Linked DNA regions of Homo sapiens: region 1 is linked to region 2. A link is a contact called in ENCODE Hi-C or POLR2A ChIA-PET data. All regions are on one chromosome and are shown on one strand. Each heading gives the region's core, a stretch centred on a gene start or an enhancer-like site at or near the end of the contact. The rest is flanking DNA. Distances are from core to core; before and after follow the strand shown.

Region 1 (6,513 bases), core at 1,001-3,500, 1.1 Mb after region 2:
ATATCCGATTCCTGGAGAAAACAGACAGCAGATGTGACCCCTAGTATTTATCCATTAAAAACAATGTATCCTAAAAATAAATTTCCATGTCAAAGGAAACAAAGATGTTTATAAATAAGAAGGAACGTGGAGGTGTGGAGAAGAAAAGAGGAAGCTTCAGAAAGTTAAGTACCAAAAGCCAGGAAACAAGGCAAAATGAATGGTAACTGGAAACAAGGGAAACAGAATAAACTAGGAAATTGAAGTAGAGAAGAGCTTTCTCCTTAGAAATCAAGAAGCTGGGGGAAAGGAACAGATATGAGAGGAAACTGATCTAAGCAAAAATGCATACTGAAAAGTGGAATGATTTTAAGAAACTTAAAAATGAGAAATTTTAGAACAGATCAAATGATGGTACAGAACACATTTTGGGCATGTAACAAAGATGATATAAAGAGTAGAAAACAAACATTATCATAAACAAGCTGATGCTGAATAAAGCAAGCATATTGGATGAATTTCCAAAGATGATGATGCAAAAAAAAAATTGCAGAGAGAATGAGATGTTATGAGAATTGAGAAATTAGATGTTAATAGTAAGTAGCAAAGAGAACTTCGAGCAAAGTCAACAGAGTAAGTCACATTACCTAATCAATAACTGTAAACCACAATTATTATACCATATCTTATTTGTAAAGCATAATAAAGTATTATTTTCTGTAATAAAATACCAAATATTTGTAATAAATTTTATGTAATAAAAAAACGTAAATAATTTGACACAGTGCTAAGAGGCTGACTAATGCAAAAACAGGCTGAGAGAAGCAAGGACTGGAGAGGAAAAAGGAAAAGGAAAAAAATAGGACAAAAAGGAGGACAACACTAAGAAATCAATCAGACCTATAAAAATGGGTAGGAATAAAGAGGTGTGAATGCACAATGGACGACTAGCCAAAAAGTGCCAGTAGTGCAAGCGCGAAAAGAGCCAAGTGAAACCTGATGGAATCTTGACAGCTTCTGGGCTCAGAAAACAAGTAGCTCCAAAGTGTCCAGGAGGATTTGTGAAGATAACAACAGACAACAATGTTAGGGAGTGGTGAGATCAAGTACAGAGCCTCAAGAGGACCAGGGTAAGAGAAGTGCAAAAATGCTCTTAAGTGGGAGCTGGGGTTAGAAGGCAGGCAGGTCCGACAACTGGAAAATGAGCGGGCGGTAGATGGGAATAGAATGGGGGTTACCAATCAGCGACAGAGCGCTGACAAACATTAGGAACAGAGGACCAGAGACCAGAAAAGGCATCGGAAACTGCGATTTAGGATTGAAAAAGTAAAGACTAAATCAAAATAATTTGCTGGGTAAAACAGGTGAAGAGAAATCCCCAAATAGAAAAGTGAAAAAGGGCAGCGGACTGAGAAGGGGGGCAGTCCGGGAGAGGAGAGAGGAAATGATGAGCCCCATCATCCCCACGACCATGTAAGAATTACACGCGACAGTAACTCGGGCTGTTGTCTCAGCCCCAGCAACTAACCTATATCCTCCACGTCGAGGCCGCCGCCGCCCCCACCCCACAGAGATGCAGAGCTGGATACTTCAGCCAATCGTGACCTTCTCGGACCAACCCTGAGTTTCGCCCCCTATTGATAGCCTCCCGCTCAACCACCGCTGCCCCAATCCCCACATCTGGGGTGGGGGCCAGGGAAACCCCCCGGGCCATTGTGTGTGTTTACGTAGGAAGGCGCTGCATGACGGAGAGGGACACGGGGGCGATGCCCACCTCCCAGCCCGCGGAGCTGGCCCGAGAAGGTGGCTGAGGGCATCAAGCCCCCACCGCCGCCTCTTTCCAAAATAAACACCAGCCAGCCGCCGAGCCCGGAGTCGGGAGGGCGGCAGGGTGGCGCCAGCACTCACCTCCTCCGGAATGGCAGGGTCCGCAGCCGAAGAGGCCGCGGCGCCGGCGCCGGCGCCGGCCTCGGGCTCCATGTCCCCGTTGAACAGAGCCTGGCCCGGCTCCGCGCCGCCACCACCGCCACCGCTCAGCGCCGCCATCTTATAACCGAGAGCCGGGGCCCGAGCGGCCGCTGTCGGGCGGGGAGGGGGAAGGGAGGCGGAGAGCTGGGGGAGGCGGAGGCGGAGGCGGAGGCGGAGGAGCGGGGGGCGCGGGGGGCGCGGGGAGGAGCGGCCCGGGCGGCGCCGCGGGCGGAGGGCGCCTGGGCCACCTCAGGTACCGGCCCGCGGCCCCGGGCGCAGCCGAGCCTGAGGGGATTGGGGGAAGGACGCTAGGCGGGGGTGCGGGGGGGAGCGGGGGAAGGGGGCGGAGACGACGAGAAGTCGCCGCGGCAACGGCGTCACCCGCGTGTCACGGTCGTGACGTCACCCCGGTGCGTGACGTAATCTGAGGCGCGCCTTCGCGCCGTCGTCCGGGGAGGGTTTTTTCCCTTCTAACCACCCGCGCTCTCACACTTTGCCTCCGCTCCGCCGTTTCCATGGCTCCGGTTTCCTACTTTCCTCTTGTCTCCTCCGTCCTCAGCCTGTTCTGTAATGTGGGATTTACTAGAAGAGCAGGGCTGGTGTTCGAGGAGGAGAAGTTGAAATCCTAGAGGGAGGAAGGCGGGGAAGCCAATACTACTTGCTATTTCCACTGCAATGAACGTCTCTGTGTCATCAAAATAAGAACTTCAACCCCAAGGTTGAAACAGCCAAGCAGAATTTGATGGAAATATATTTAGGAACAGCTAAATTAGCAGTGCGACGCGTGTTTTCTTTTCATTGAAGAATTCAGCCAGTTAAAACGAGTCTAAATGGAAGTCTGAAAGCTTTTTCTTCATTGTTGAGGAATAAAATATTTCGTGTATTTTTCGTTTTCCAGATTCATTCATTTAACAAATATCAGTTGAGCACTTTCCATGCCGTAGGGCCTGTACAAGGCACATAGCATTCTAGACATCTGAAGCATCAAAACTAATCATTTTTATTTTGAAGAAAATCACTCAAAATATTTTATGTACTTTGTGCCTTTCATGAACAGAATATTCCAAGCATTCTCTGCAAAATACGCATGAAAACAATTGGGAGAGAAGAGGTCAATTATCTTTGAGAAGCCCAATTACAGAATGAAATTCAATTCATTATTAAAAATACATGGATCTAATAAAGAATAAATAATTGGAAAAGAAAAGTTTAAGGAAGAGAGAAACGGGAATGAGAAACAATTACTGTGGGCTCCCAATGGCCTGGAGTGAATCACCAAAGTAACCTAAACATGAAGTCATGAAAAACTAAGTGGATTCTGCCTTTTAGTACTTCCCATCATGGGGGAAGTCACCAGCGACCTCCTTACTGTATTTTGGATGATTCAAGAAATAGAAAGGTGTCCTACTGACTTCTGAAACAGGGTGTCTTCATATTGATTAGGGTCACCGTAAGCCTGGGAGCTGATGCTTACTCTCAGGTAAAGGATGCTGTGTGAGGCTGCTTGATGAATGAGAATACTAACATTCTTCTGCATTGAAAAAATATAACCTATAAGATGAACATTGTAGGCCGGGCGCAGTGGCTCACGCCTGTAATCCCAACACTTTGGGAGTCTGAGGCGGATGGATCACCTGAGGCCAGGAGTTTGAGACCAGCCTGGCCAACGTAGTGAAACCTCATCTCTATTAAAAGTACAAAAAATTAGCCTGGTGTGGTGGTGCACACTTGTAATCCCAGCTACTCAGGAGCCTGAGGCAGGAGAATCATTTGAACCTGGGAGGCAGAGGTTGCAGTGAGCCGAGATTGCACCACTGAACTCCAGCCTGGGCAACAGAGCCAGACTCTGTCTCCAAAAAAAAAAAAACATGAACATGGTATGCTTTGTTAACTTCATTGTACATTCTCCTCCAAGTAGGAAAGTTTCTATGAGGAAATAAATTTAAATCAAAAAGTGGCTTGGCAAATGTAGAGTAAATGATCACAAGGGATGATGTCATCAAGCTAAACTAATCTGAAGCACCCTTTACTATAAGGACATACTTAGAAGCAGACTGAAATAGCACCATTAGCCAGTCATGGCACCTTTTCCCCTTTCATCACCCTTTCATCACCCTTTCATCAGAAACACAACTGGCAAGATTTTTGTTAATTCTCTAACTGTCCTATTTCATTTTTAAAAAATTAGCTGCTAAAAATGTTATATCATTATAACACTTCCTTATAACATTAAAAGTTTTAAAGGCTTTTATCCTCACATTGGTTCCATTTTGAATTCTAGCCTTATTTGTCAGTATCAGTCTGTAGTTCAGATCTTCCATGATTATTTCTCCACAGGATGACTGGTCTCATCCATTTAATATTGATTCTTCTTAGCGTTCTACTCATTTGACATTTTCTGACCTTGCCTTAAAATTCTGGATATATCCTGTTTTACTTCCTTAGGCCATTCTAAAGTCCTACAGTATCCAGATGAGAAACGAGAGAAAGCATAAGCTTTGGAGTCCAAAGATCAGGATTTTAGCGTCAGCACTCCACACCTTAGCTATACAATCTCAAAGCAGGTAAGCTTAAATCCCTGTTTGTTGTTTTGTTTTTTAATCTATAAAATGAAGGTTATAATAATGCTAGCCCAACCTGCCAAACTATCATTGTGAGGATCAAACATTATACTTTCACCCTTTGAAAAATATAAAATTACCCTCTCAGTCAGAATTCAGACAAGGCATAGCAAAGATGGCTTATCTCTGCTCCATGATGTCTGGGGCTTCAGCTGGGAAGACTCAGTGCCTGGGGGTGTCTCAATGGTTGAAGACTGAAATCCTTTGGAGGCATATTTTCTGACATGGCTGGTGGTTGAAGCTGGGACCTCAGATAGGGCAGTCAGCCAGAATACCTAAATCTACTCTTCATGTGGCCTGAGCTTCCTCCTAGCATGGCTGCCTCAGAGTAGTCAGACTTCTTACGAAGCAGCTCAGGGCTTCAAATGCTAGTGTTTCAGTAAACAAGGTTAAAGCTGAATTGCATTTTATGATCTAGCCTCCAAAGCCACACAGCATGACTTCTGCTGCATCATTTTATATTATGAGCAAGTCAGTAAGTCGGGCTCAAATTCAAGGAGAGGGGATATTGAGCCCACTTCTCAATGAAGTGTCAAAGAATTTACAGCCATGTTTTAAAACCACCACGTCATGTTTAAAATAATAAACTGGCTATCTGCAGCCGCACACAAACCTTCTTCCAAAGCGTTCTACACCAGTCAACTTTCTCTCCTCTTTATTACTAGTAATCACCAAGACACATCTCAGTATTTGGCTGTGTCCCCACTCAAATCTCATCTTGAATTCCCATGTGTTGTGGGAGGGACCCCATGGGAGCTGATTGAATTATGGGAGTAGATCTTCCCTGCACTGTTCTCATGATAGTGAATGAGTCTCACAAGATCTGATGGTTTTAAAAACGGGAGTTTCCCTGCACAAACTCTCCCTTTGCCTGCTACCATCCGTGTAATACGTTGACTTGCTCCTCCTTGCCTTCTGCCATGATTGTGAGGCTTCCCCAGCCACAGCCATGTGGAACTGTAAGTCTAATTAAACCTCTTTTATAAATTGCCCAGTCTCGGGTATGTCTTTATCAGCAGTGTGAAAATGGACTAATACAGTATGCTAATGAACAAGCCCTTACCTTCTTTTTTCAGCTTCTGAGGCCTCCACTGCATGCATAAATAGATACAAGTCCTTTGCCATTGGACACAGCCTGTCTTCTGAGCACCTCCCCCAAACCCCCAGTGCTGCCATAGGCAGTGTTGATGTGCTGAAACCCTCTACACAAAACAGTGTCCCTGCAGCCCATAGCCCATAATGAGCTAAGCTGGTGTGTAGTCTGAGCCAAAACTGAACACCTCCCTTTTGTGTTGTAATGTGCCATATGGGCATCAAAGCAGCATTATCTTGCATTCTAAAGTCTTAGAGACATTTTAATCAACACAGCTCTTTTAGGTTTTCTTCAAAATCCCCTTTCGCCCTAAGGCATTCATGTATTCACAGGAAGTTGGAAAACAAATCTAGGTGAGAGGTACTGCTCAAGCATTGCTTCAGTTGATGACTGAGACACTATTCAGAGCTTTACTGCCAGGTCTGACCCTTTCTTCCCCGGACACAAGTTTATTTCCTACCAGCATTTCTATCTCGAATCTTGCATTCTATTTTAATGGATGCTGGAGAGTCCCACCAGCCAGCCAGGCCTGCCCAGCCAGGTCTGATCCCACACTGATATGATCAACTACTGGAAAACAAGCAAGCAGCCTCTAGGAAGCTTCTGCAGTGCCAACCAGATTCAATGATGTATAACTGATCATAGTTCAATATTTTCTATATGAATCAAGGTCATTATTATGAATAACAACACCTCCTGTATTGTTTAATGGAGGGCTGCTTCCAGAAGCTATTTGGGTGCGAACAGAAAATAGAATTATAGAGCTGATTCAGCACAACTCTCCCACTGAGAAATGCTCAGAAACCCCTTTGTGGAATTCCAGACTCTGTCTAAATACTTTAATGATGGGGA
Region 2 (6,609 bases), core at 1-2,500:
ACACATCGAAGTGTAAAAACTTAGTTGATTCTGGGTTGCTTTCTGGCTGGAAGCTGACAGAACGGACTGAAGAGAAACGAAAGACAGTGTGCGAGGCAGACCTACTGCTTTTCTGCCTTGCGTTCTTTTCTTTCTTGCTAAAGGCAGTCAAATGGGGAAAAATACCCCGATGCCAGGTGAAGGTGCACAACACAGATCGACCCAGACCGAGCCAGAAAAACGTCTCCGCCGCTCCCCCGGCTGGAAAACCCAAAGTCCACGTCCCCTTCCACACGCTAATGAGGGGAGATTTTCGCCTATTTCATTGTTCTGCCTGGCTCTGACATGGACTTTTCATCTCTCTCCTCTCTCCCCACCTAGCCCCGTGCATTCCGATTCCACAGCCCCCCCAAAATCGGAGGCTCGCGGAGAATAAAGGAGCGTGGGGTGGGCGCGGAAAGAAATGGGAAGGGGCGCGGGGCGGAGAGCGAAGTGGAAAGGAGGTGCTCCGAAAGGTAATGTGGGGGGGCGGTGGAAGCTAAGCCGCATCACCTTCATTTATCGCAAATAAATAAAAAGCACAGTCACCGGTCCGCCTTCCCCGGCGTCCCTGCCCTCCCCGGGCAGCCGCCCACCCTCGCACACGCCCCCTCCCCTCCTGCGCCCCCGGCCCCTCTCCCCGCCCTGGAAGCAAGACCCTGCCGGCGCCGGGTCCCGGTCATCTTCCGGGCGAGGGAGGGGGTCGCGGCCCCCTCGGGCCCCGGGTGGGGGCTGGGGCAGGCGCCGGGGGCTGCGGGCGCGGGGCCGCGGGCAGAACAAAGCTGCGGGGGCCGCGGAGGGCGGCGGGCGCGGGGTCGGCGGGGCCGGGCGCCCCTTACCTTCGTACACGGGGGCCATCGGGGCCGGGGTGTCCGCGGTTCATGGCAACGGGGACGGGAAAGCGGCGCGCGAGCTCGGCCCCCCCAGCCTCAGTCGGAATCTGCCATCTTGAGCCTGTGTCTCCGCTCTCGGCGCAGCCGAGGCCGCCCGCGCCCGCATCACCGCCTCCCGTGGCCGGCGCCGGGGGAGGGGGCCGGGCGCGCCGCCGCCGCCGCCGCCGCCGCTGCCGCCCGGGCCCGGCGCGGGGGGCTCGGGGCTCGGGGCTCGGGGCGGCCGGGCGGGCGGAGCGGCCGAGGCCGAGGCGCCGAGCGGCCGCGGCCCCCGAGCGGATCCGCGGAGGGGCGGGAGCCGGGGGCAGCGCGCGGCCAGGGCCGGCGGGGCTCAGCTCAGCATGGCTGGGCGCGGGGGCTCCGCAAAAGTTGCTGGCGGAGGGGGGCGGCGGGCGGGGGCGGGGGCGGGGCGCGGGGCCGGGAGAGCCACAGGGAGTCCGCGCGCAATCGAGCGCCGATGGCACGGATGCGAGGCGGGGAAGGCCGAACCGAAGGGCAGAGCCGCGCCGGCGGCCCGAGGGGACCGCGCTGGGAGGGGCTGCCGCGCAGCGCGGGGGGACTGGGCGCAGGGCGGGCCCCGGGTAGTGGGTGAGAGGGCCGGCCTGGACCCGGCGGGCGCACGGCTCCGAGCCCAGCGCAGCCGAGCCGGTCTGCAGAGGGGCCCCCAGAACTTTGTGTGTGTGTGTGCACGCGCGCGCGTGTGTGCCCAGGTGCGAGGGTTCGCGCGTGTGCTGGCGGGGAGGGAACCGACCCGAAAGAGAGCCCCACGCTGGCAAAGTGGCTCGCCCATCTCACAGCCGGTTGGCGCTCGCGGAGGTAGGAGTGGAATGAATGAATGAAGGAGTGGGCGCGCGCCGTGCTCCGGAGGAGGGCGGGTGAGTGGAGGAGCTTCGGAAAGCCACACGAGGTCAGAGGCACCGAAGCCCTGCCGTGCACGCCGCGGAAATGCAGCCCCCGGGGTGGTCGCTGGGTTCCTGCCGGAGTCTGGCTTCCACGCCACCCTGATCTTCTCCTCCTCGCGTCTACACTGTCCCGAGGGCCGCCACTCCATCACTTGAATGGGAGCTCACAACTCTCTGGGTCCTCGCTTTTCTCAGCGCTCTCTCCTATCAGGGCTTCCGCTAAACACTCTCCAGACTCTCCCCAGCCGGGAGCCTCTCCAGGTTTGCTTCTCCAGCTGCCTCCCGGATGCTTGGATAGGATGCCCTGCCATCCCCTCCAACTTAGGAAGACTTGTTGAGTCTCCTCTTAGGCACTGTTTTTAAAACTGTGGGTCGTGACACAGTAATAGATCATAAAATAAATGCAGCGGAAGGCAACCAGCTTTCAAAAAGAACGAAATGGAATCCAATAGAAAATATTAGAGTCCATTGCCCTTAGTAAGGGCAACTATTGTTTCATAAACCTTTTGTTTCGATTATAGGTACTGGACAAGTGTACTGGACCATGATGTCAATTTTATTTCCGTCTGTGAATCGTGGGTTTAAAAAAGTTGAAAAGCTATCTGTGTAAAATAATGATCTCTAACACTGTATAACTTTCTTAAAAACAACCTCGTGATTTTCTCACTACTTCTTATCCTTTCCGGTCTCCATCCTCCGTTCCCATCCTTCAGTCCTTCCCAAAAAAGGCAAGCTCTTTCACACTTTTTTAGTGGTACATCACGACACCTTCCTCTGTGTGATCTTGTACTCTGCGGTCTTCCTTGCCCCCATAATCAATGCTACACTTCCTATCCCTTCTCTTAACCTAATGCCATTCACGTTTGCAGAATCCTAGACTACTGTTGCTAAAAGGACCTCAGAGGTCATCTGGGCCAGCCCTGCCCTTTTAGAGTTGAAGAAATGGAGTCCAGAGAAGTAAAATCTGTTGCCCAATGTCACACAGTATTGAAGCTTAGGAATAGGTCTCGTGGCTCCCACTCTAGTGTTTTTTGCTCCACACCGGTCATTTATCTCCTTCCCTTCTATCCTCCCTGCAATCTTTAACTTTAGTCTTGGCCCAGGTCATCCTAAATATTGCCATCTTCATAATACGTGGTTCTGGCCATGCCACGCTCCTGGCTAACATCCTCTAAGGACTCAACCTCTGCAGGTGGGGCTGAGTGCCTTGGCTTTTCATCAAGGCAGGCGAGTCCTGACTTAGCTTTCTAAGGACATGAGTTCAGCAAGTCACTGCTTCTCTAGCCAAACTGGTTTACTTGTAGCCCAGTGCCAGCTTCACCCATCTCTGTCACTGTGCCTTTGCCCAAGCGGTCACTTTCCCACCCACTTTCCCAGAGGGGTACCTTCTCCATCTTCTCTCTTTAAGCAGATTCTACCTGTGCCTGGCTCACCTCCTCCACAAAACAGCCCGAGATAGCGTGGGAGTAAGTCAGACCTAGGTTCAAATCCTAGCTCTTCCACTTAACTATGTGATCTTGGTCAAAATGCTTAACCTCTCTGAGCCTCAGTGTCTGTATTTTGATTATGAGAAGGAGAACAATAGTAATGTTCTCCTTTTGCATCTGTAAATCTCTATCATAGCCTTCACCACACAGGTATGTAACTCCCTGTTAATACATACCCTACATGCATGTCTCTCTGCCCCTTTCTAGTGCTGGCCATTAGAACTTGCTGCCATAATGGCAGTGTAGCTACTTATGTCTGTGGAGCACATGAAATGTGGCTAGTATGACTGAGGAACTGAATTTTTAATTTTAATAACCATGGGTGGTTAGTGGCTACCATTTTGGACAAGGTGTCTCTAGACTGTAAGCTCAGTAAGGACAGAAACCATGTTTTTCTTGTTTTGGATTGTATGTCCAATAACTGCATTGCCTAACGCATGGTGAGTACTGCACACATATTTGTTGAATGGATGATAGCTGCAATTTGTTGCATGCTCCCTTGTGTCCAGCACAACACTACAAACTCGATAAAAGGCATTTCATATAGTCCTCATCACAGCCTCTGAGGCTGGGTTAGATTAGAGAGAGAGTTTTATATAGAGGGCAGACACATAGTAGGGGTTCAATAAAAGTTATTATTATTCTAACTCCTCCCTCTGACCAGCCCCACTGACTTTTGTCTCATCTTTCCTTAGGCTCACAGAACATTTCCTGCCTGTTGCTCACACTCTGTTGTCCACAGCATACCCGCACCCTAGATGGCTGACTCTTGTCTTCTGTGTAGGTACCCTGTGTTCATAACTGGATTGGCAGCGTCTTGGAGCAAGGCCCTGCTTTATAGGACTGCCCCTGAATTCAGCACTGACCAGTGTTCAGTAACTGCCTCTAAGTCCATCCCAGCTGCTGTCTAGCAGTGAGTGATTCTAGGCAGTCTTAAAATGAATATCACTTGTGTCAACCGAAAACATTTTACAGGTAGTCTCCTCCCCATAAGAAGGGAACAATCTTGGGCAAGGAAATAGAGTCCCATGGAAGGGGAACAAGATGGAGCCATACAGACAGAGGTCCACCTTCTCTTCAGACCACCATGACTGAAGCTGTATCCATGAGATGCAAAACATGCATTCAATTGAGCTAGCGAAGTTCGTATGATATAACGGAAAAATATTCTTGAAATGAGCTTAGATTTTCCTTCATGAATTGGCAGACTGAGTATACTAATTGTCTCCTTTCCTTCCGGTGACTGCAGTCAAGTGGCAGCAAGGTATAAACCTAACAGTGAAATGTCACTGAAGGAGAGCATGGGAGCTGGGAGGAGAGAGGATCTGTGACAGAACCTGGGGAGTACCAGTATTTGAGACATGGGAAGAGGAAAAAGAGCTCCCCATGGACAAGAGGGCAGAGAAGTTGGAGGACAGCCAGGACGGGGGATTCCTCAACATCCCAGCAAGGTCAACAGTGCTGCATGCTATTGAGAGGCCCACGTCAGATGAAAGCAGAAAAGCAGCTGGGTGCTGTGGCTCACGCCTGTAATCCCAGCACTTTGGGAGGCTGAGGCAGGCAGATCACCTGAGGTCAAGAGTTTGAGACCAGCCTGGCCAACATGATGAAACTCCATCTCTACTAAAAACACAAAAAAAATTAGCCAGACGTGGCGGTGGGCACCTGTAATCCCAGCTACTTGGGAGGCTGAGATAGGATAATCGCTTGAACCCAGGAGGCAGAGGTTGCAGTGAGCCGAGTTCTAGTGCCATTGCACTCTAGCCTAGGCAACAAGAGCTAAATTCCATCTCAAAAAAAAAAAAAAAAAAAAAAAGGCAGAAAGGCATCAATTGGATTTAGCAACAAGAGTTGCATTAGTGACTTTGGTGAAACTAGTTTGGAGGGAAATACAGGTTTCTTAAATTCTACCTGAATATGTGTCCTGTTTTATGGGTGGAGATAGTAGAAGGATGGGGAGGGCTAAGGAGGTACCAGAAAAGAGCACCAGAGATTGCTCCAAGCAGAGAGGGCCTTACCAGTCATGGGCCTGAGACAATGAGAGGGGTCTGGGAGCTGTCCCATTTGGCTAGAGATAGTGTGCATTGTATTTTATTTATTTAATAAGCACATTAGCAGTCAGTGTTCTAAGGAGTTTAATCAATCATTTAAAAAAATCACTTTTTTTTTTTTTTAACAGTACATGGAACTCTAGGTTGCCAAAATACCATTTAACTTCAGGGTGCATTGAAGAACAATAATAAAGGCAAGAAAACTGGAAAGGATTTAGTAACCATTTATACCAGTTACCTCTCCTTAATTTGCCTTTCTACAAAATGGTGCAAGTCATATCTTTCTCAGGAGTTGGTAGAGTGAACATGGGGGAGCTTTGACCTCATTTCAAGTTCATTTTGCTTACAGGACATGGAACAAAGGGTCTTTTTTTTTTCATGTATGCCTATAGTTGTGAAACTGCACAACATCACAATATCTTCAAGGCCACAGGATAGAGATAACCCTCTTTTTGGTGTATGCATTTAGGTGTGTATGTCTCTCTTACTCTCAGGGTATTCTTAGCATGATGTCTGTGTGGCTTGTATCTTATTCTCACTTGGTGTGTGTTGCTCTTATTTTCCTGACAGCTCTTTATTTTCCATGTGTGAGCCTGTGCCTGTGGTTTATCTCTGGAGGATGTGCCTGAGGGAGGTAGGTCACTATCTCAAGTTCTGTCTTTTGATATCACACCTCTCTTTTGGTCTCTTGCTGTATCTCTATTTTCCTCTCTTTCTGACTGTGTGTCTAATTTTCTTTTTCTCTGTATCTTTCTATCTTTTCCACACATTCTTTATTTCTTCTTCCTCTCCCTTTATTTTAATTCTGTTTCTTAACAAGTCATAATAGAGACCTATTTTTGTTTGGATTATTCTTAAGAAATTACCTTGTCTTTCTGCTTTAAACCTTTGATCGGTTTCAATGATACAGTTTGTAACAGAGTAGTATTTAATAACAAAACTCTTTAACTGAAAGCTTCAGTAACAAGACATTACACTCACAGAGAATTTAAAAGAGTAGACATTTCATTCAAATGAGGAACAATAGAGCTGTGGCTTTAAGGGCAAAGGGGAGAGCGAGGCTTGGCAGGGTGAAGGGAATCTGATTGTGGAAATGGCAGTCTTGGAGAAATTACACTGGCAAAATCAGGGGAATAGGGAAACATCATTCATTTTTCTGCTTTTGCTCCTAGAAGAAAAATGATCAGACACCTGAACAGGGGTGCAGGAAAAGCAAAGCGATGCCATAAGAGCATTGAGCAGAAAGGAAATATGGCAAAAA

The links. A loop is a pair of places that touch in the nucleus more often than their neighbours do. ChIA-PET counts read pairs that join two places held with the same protein, here RNA polymerase II (POLR2A). Pooled maps may share reads with other maps.
Region 1: a pooled map shows a loop between it and region 2 (5-fold over the local background). The contact joins the promoter of BRAF here to the promoter of HIPK2 in region 2. A Hi-C loop is called at or near these places in 1 of 37 single-sample maps with no recorded cell type and 7 of 50 pooled maps. POLR2A ChIA-PET finds 5 or more read pairs at or near these places in 1 of 52 experiments (T-cell).

The regions. Positions count from the first base shown.
Region 1 is chr7:140,922,679-140,929,191 of GRCh38, forward strand. It overlaps BRAF (B-Raf proto-oncogene, serine/threonine kinase), which reads right to left and starts at 2,251. Exons shown (of 18, transcript NM_004333.6): 1 at 1,888-2,251. The coding sequence starts at 2,025. It overlaps LOC105375536 (a long non-coding RNA gene), which reads left to right and starts at 2,414. Exons shown (of 5, transcript XR_002956518.2): 1 at 2,414-3,824; 2 at 4,393-4,511. RefSeq lists a silencer at 2,074-2,143.
Region 2 is chr7:139,776,748-139,783,356 of GRCh38, forward strand. It overlaps HIPK2 (homeodomain interacting protein kinase 2), which reads right to left and starts at 1,251. Exons shown (of 15, transcript NM_022740.5): 1 at 858-1,251. The coding sequence starts at 876. It also overlaps a transcript of TBXAS1 not described here. RefSeq lists silencers at 847-936, 1,367-1,596.